2 separate regions of the Mus musculus genome follow, and region 1 is linked to region 2. The links are chromatin contacts, found by Hi-C or POLR2A ChIA-PET in ENCODE. All regions are on one chromosome and are shown on one strand. The core of a region is the stretch at or near the end of the contact, and the rest is flanking DNA. Distances in the headings are between cores, read along the strand shown. Region 1 holds the start of Ttc24 (tetratricopeptide repeat domain 24). Region 2 holds the start of Bcan (brevican).

What was found. Hi-C counts contacts between places; a loop is a spot of excess contacts on that map. ChIA-PET counts read pairs that join two places held with the same protein, here RNA polymerase II (POLR2A).
Region 1: a map of mouse trophoblast stem cell shows a loop between it and region 2 (2.9-fold over the local background). The contact joins the promoter of Ttc24 here to the promoter of Bcan in region 2. A Hi-C loop is called at or near these places in 28 of 37 maps with a recorded cell type or tissue (CH12F3, Patski, T-helper 1 cell and 10 more). POLR2A ChIA-PET finds 5 or more read pairs at or near these places in 3 of 5 experiments (Patski and embryonic stem cell).

The regions. Positions count from the first base shown.
Region 1 is chr3:88,076,915-88,079,614 of GRCm38, reverse strand. It overlaps Ttc24 (tetratricopeptide repeat domain 24), which reads left to right and starts at 1,311. Exons shown (of 10, transcript NM_172526.3): 1 at 1,311-1,345.
Region 2 is chr3:87,998,968-88,001,667 of GRCm38, reverse strand. Bcan (brevican) reads left to right here and starts at 1,312. Exons shown (of 14, transcript NM_007529.2): 1 at 1,312-1,565.

The sequences.
Region 1 (2,700 bases), core at 62-2,561, 78 kb before region 2:
AGTTGATTCCACTGGCATTTAAAGTTATCATTGAAATGTATGTGTTAATCGTGACCACGTTGATTGTTGGTGCTGCTTGTATTGTCAGTGATGTGGAAGGAGATTCGAGGACATGGTGGGTGTGGCACTGAAGGGAACTGGATGCTGGTTCAGAATGACAGAGGATCTGGGAGAGAGCCCCTTAGGACCTTGGCTGAGAACACTTTCAGGCCCTCCCACCCCCGCCCCCTATTTTCCTCAAGGAAAGCCTACTGAGTATGGGACCACTCTGTGGCCTACTTGGCCTGGACAGGCTGTGCTAGCACCTCTGAAAGCCAGGCCAGAGCAGAAGCTTCAGCCTGTCTGGAGCTCAGAGATGGCCCTGGGTGCCAGGCCTGCGCAAACGCCTGTGTTGCAACTATGGTCAGTGCATCTACTTCAGGAGTCTGTTTCTGGCAATGGCCCTTCTACTTAAAAAGGCTTTTTCCTAGGCAAATGGGGAAAGGGGCAAATTTCGTTTAGTTGCAGCCACTGGTGGTAGGTTCATGGGTTGGTGAGCTGGTGAGTTAGAGATTCCTGGTGATTGTGGGGCCTCCTGTCCTCTCATTAAACACATCAAACAGAACCTGGAGTTTACAGAGTTTACAGTGCACTCATATACATAAAATAAATAATAATTTAAAAAAAAAAAAGCTTGTAGTCACCCCCTGTAGCAGATGGAGTTCTTTGGTCTGTCATGTCTCTCTCTGAAAGGGAGAGACGGAGCAGGGCTTGGTGGCACAATCTGTGATCCCAGCACTCAGGAAGGAAAGAAGGAAAGAAGATCACCACAAGAACCTACCTTAGAATTAAATTAAATTAAGAAGAGAGGATGGGGGCTCAGTGGTTAAGAGCACTGACTGCTCTTCCAAAGGTCCCGAGTTCAAATCCCAGCAACCACATGGTGGCTTGCAACCATCTGTAATGAGATCTGACACTCTCTTCTGGGGTGTCTGAAGACAGCTACAGTGTACTCACATATAATAAATAAATCTTAAAAAAAAAAAAAAAAGAAGAGAGGATGGGAAAGAACAGATGACTGTCTCATGGTAGTTTGATATATTATTTGAAGGAACTGGAAGGTGTGTCCGCAGGGATGGGGCAGCCAAGCAGGAAGGGAAACAGGTCTTAGGTGACTATGTCTGAGCACCATTAGGGTCCTCCACTAAGATAGGTTACCACAGCTGTCACTCGAAGGATTACCTGGGAGGAAAGGAGAGTGCCAGGTGTCTGGTAACACAGTTCTGCGCTCAAGGCTGCTGGGAAGTAACCTAAGCCAGCAGAACCATTCCAGAAGGCCACTGTGGAGAAAACAGGACAGACAGAGGTAAGAGGTCCTGGAGTGGGGTCCCCAAGACTGTGCAGGGGACAGTCCGGAGCCTCAAGGTGACAGCCTGGAGTGCCTCAAGGTGGGGAGCCTTATGAAGTCGGGATTTTATGTGTTTTCAGAAGCAACTCTTTCTAGTTTTCCCTCCCACCCTCCCTTCCTCCCTCCCACCCTCCCTTCCTCCCTCTCATCCTCTCTCCCTTTTCTCCACCACTAAGCCAAATCCCCAACTCCAGAGAAAATATCTTTGAAAAGCAGAAACCCTTTTGCCCCCTCTCTGTAAAAGAGAAAAAGTGGGGGTTGAGGGGGGGGTCGTTTTTCGGCTTTTTTTTTTTTTTTCAGTTTCCTGGGAAGAGAGGCAGTCCAGGAGAAATGTGCTGATGAGAAGAATCTATCTGAACTTAAGAGTTCTCTGGGGACCAAGGCGGGAACCGACTGGCAGAAAGTAGAGGAGACAATAGGAAGGGCACAGTCAATGCACACAGACGCCTCCTGGACATCAGCCTCTTCCTAACTCAGTGTCTGTTCAGCTTTGAGTGCCCGGGGCTAGTACAGCTCCTGCCACCGCTGGAGGTGGCTGTGCTGAATTCCCGTTGGTTTATAAAGCAGCAGCACGTAGGTCACAAGGCCTTGTGTAAGAGGTGAGGGGAAGCCCTGTGTATCCTGTTTGGGTTTTGTAACCCTGCTGTCCTGGACTCACTATGCAAACCAGACTGGCCTTGAACTCCCAGAGATCTGCCTGTCTTTACATCCTGAGTTGGGATTTTAAAGGTGTGTGACAGCCTTTTGTTTGTCTGTTTTGTTTTGACGGAGATGCTGGCGCTCAGATAAGCTGAGAAGACAGCTCTGAGTACTTTTTGATCTTGCAGAGACCTGAGTTCAGGTCCCAGCACCCACACCGGGCAGCTCGTAACCAAGGATGACCTCAGCTCCATGGGATTCAAAGCCTCTGGTGCACATAACCACATGTGCTCATGTACACACAATTCAAAATAACAAAAATGAGCCCTTTAGATGTTGACTAAAGAGGACCATAATCCCCAGGGAATGACAGATGGGGTGCACAGTTGAGTTCATATAGTGTCACAGAAGTGGACCTTTGAAGATGATTTTAAATTGTGTGTGTGTGTGTGTATATATATATACATATATGTATATATATATATATGTATATAAAACATACATATACATATGTATACACATATACATACATATATATATGTATACATACACATACACACACACACACACATATATATATATGCTTTTCTTATTGCTGGTCTTCCTTTCCCCTGCCCTGAAATAGGGGTTTTCTGTATATCTCTGGTTATCTAGAAGAGCAGGCTGGCCTAGAT
Region 2 (2,700 bases), core at 63-2,562:
AGCCCCTTGGTTTCTTTCCTAGCTCCACCTGGGAGACCTGCAGGGCATGGAGCCCATGTGTTGGTGAGCCATGCAGGTGCAACCCAGAGCTGGCACCCAGCACCTCAGAGTCCTTCCCAACTGGTGACTCCCCCAGTCTTAGGGCCCCAGACAGGGCCTGGTACATAGATGACTTGTGGGTCAAGCTTAAGGAATGAATAAATGAAGGCCTCCTGTGCAGCTTCTTCAGGGGCCCCTTTCTCCTTTCTGCTGGCACCACTGCCTGGTAGTTTTCTCCCTGCGTGACTCTGCCCTGGGTTTCAAGGTCCTTCTGTCCTGTCCTTACAGTGGGCGGCATTAGCTGGAGTCCTCTCTTTAAACTTGTAAGGCTTTGGAGAGGAGTTTGTTTTTTTCCAGAGGTTCTGAAGGCGTTTTTTTTTTTTTTTGTTTTGTTTTGTTTTTTGGTTTTGTTTTGTTTTGTTTTTTTGGAACTCCATCCAAGGCAGGGGGTGGGGCGTGATTAGGAAACTGTTCCCTGAGTTGGGGGTGAAGGTGTCTGCAGACAGTCGGCATTTGGGGATCTAGAAATGGTAAGGTCACAGCCCCCACACCGGCCTTGAGGACAAGGATCTGGCTGAGTGGCCTACAGCTGGTGCCAAGGCTTTGCCTGGAGTCGCAAGCAAGAGGAGGAAAGTGGGAAGCCTGGGAAAGCAGGGAGAAGCAGCGGGTGAAGTGGGGGTGGGGGACAGCTGGCAGTCCTCGAGGCCCACCCCCAGGCTCCTGGCTGCACACTGGGCAGCCCAGCCGAGGCTAGCAGGCTCTCCTGCACACATTGATCTGCAACCTGTGACGCCTGCTCCATCACTCACTGTACCACTTGATACCGCGCGCCTAGACTCTCTTGACTTGGGTTGCCTAACCCGTAGTTCTGCGAGTCGACCTCCACCTGGTCAACCACTGCAAAGTCAGCTCCTCCGCCGGGGAGGGAGAGGAGCACCGGGGGAGCACAGCCCGATCAAAGCTTCCTCAAGAGGGATGGCTGTGGTCATCTGCCTTTTCTCTGGCCTGAGAAAAGGACTTCCCCTTTTCACCCAGCAGTGCCCTCTTTCCCGGGGCAAAGCTCCTGTCGTCCCTCCATCCTCTGCGCGACTAAGTTTGAGCCGGTCTTCCTCCCTTTAACCAATGAGAAGTCCCTCCCGTGTTCTAACTCTCCATCCTGCGTCGCCACAGCGCCCTCCATCGCTCCCTCCCCGCCCCTTCTGCCCTCCCCGCTGCAAGTCTTGGGCTCCCGTCCGCGGAACCTTGTCCTACTTCGCTTGTCCTCCCTCTGCCCGCTGTCGCCCGGAACCCGCACAGAGAAGGCAGCGGGTCCCGTGACCGCGCAGAGCCCCCCACGGGGGCGGCAAGGGCCGGGGACGGCGGGGAAGGCGGGGCGCGTGGGAAGAAAGGGGGTTTTGTGAGGCTCCCGGCGAGCTGGCGCCCCTGTCTGGGTCCCGCGCGCCCGGCCCTGCTCGCGCCCGCGCATTGCGCCGCAGTCTCGGCTGCGGCTGCGGGACGTGCGGTGTGCGCGGAGGGGACCTCGCAAGGTGAGTGCGGAGGCCTGGCCCTATCGGTCGCTTGCTTGCTTGCTGTGTGACCTTGGGTAAGTTTCTTGACCTCTCTGAGCCAAAGGATCCGGGCGAGGGCGAGAGCGGGCCGCGATACTGGCTGCTGTGGGCGACCGAGACAGTGACCCACCGTAGCTTCCTGGGGTCCCCAGGCACTCGGGGGTGCGGTCGGCAGCGGCGCCTCTCTGAAGGTGGGCGCGCAGCGCTCTGTGCCGGCTTCGGCACCCTGAGCCACGCGTCTGCTCGCTCACTGTCCTCGCCGCGCAGCCTTCAGGAGCCAGGGGACGTCTGGGCTGCGGAGCGACTAAGGATGCCCGGGCTGGAGACGACAGGGGACTGCTGAGCTCCGGTCCTTGTGGTGGCTTTCCTCCGGGAAGTGTCACAGTAGCCACTCTTGGCCACTTGGATCAAAAATTCATGTCTCAGGGCAGTCGGATCCTCTGGCCTCAGGCTTCCTTCCTCATCCCGTGCTGCCCCAACACGGGTAAAAGAGGTAGCCACAGGGCCGGGCGGGCGTGTGAGTAGCTCCTGCTCCCAGCCTCCCCTCCTCAGAACGCTCCAGCACCTGGCTTACTTGCCAGCGGTAACCCGAGTGACTGCTCGCCCGGCCCGCTGCACAGCACAGGCCAGAGCGCTGCTTAGCAGGGGAGTCTGTCCTGGGAGGATCTAGGAGGACCGCTTAGGCTCAGGCTAGCGACTATGAAGGCAGACCGAGTGGGAGATGGAGCCAGTGAGAATAGGTATGGTCGGTAGGAAATCTTGCCTGACGTTGTAACTGACCCCCGGCTGCATCATTAGCCATGTAGTCCTGGGTCCCCGAATACTCCCAAGTCTGACTCTTTACAGAGTGTGTTCATTATCTGTGCAGCTTTCCTTCCTGAGGGCACAGTGACCTGGCTCCCGGTTTGGCTCAGAGTTAGCTCTAACCCTCTCTGGTCATCCACCTCACTTTCCCCGTGAGCCTGTATGCGCAATGAGATCTCAGAAAGAGAAACTGTTTCCAGAGCTGAGGGCCAGGGCGGGGGGGGGGGGGGGACGACTGGCCTCTCCCTGTACCCTTCTCCAGTACACTCCAAGTTGTAGGCTTTCACAAAAGATGGGTGGGGGAAGGAGC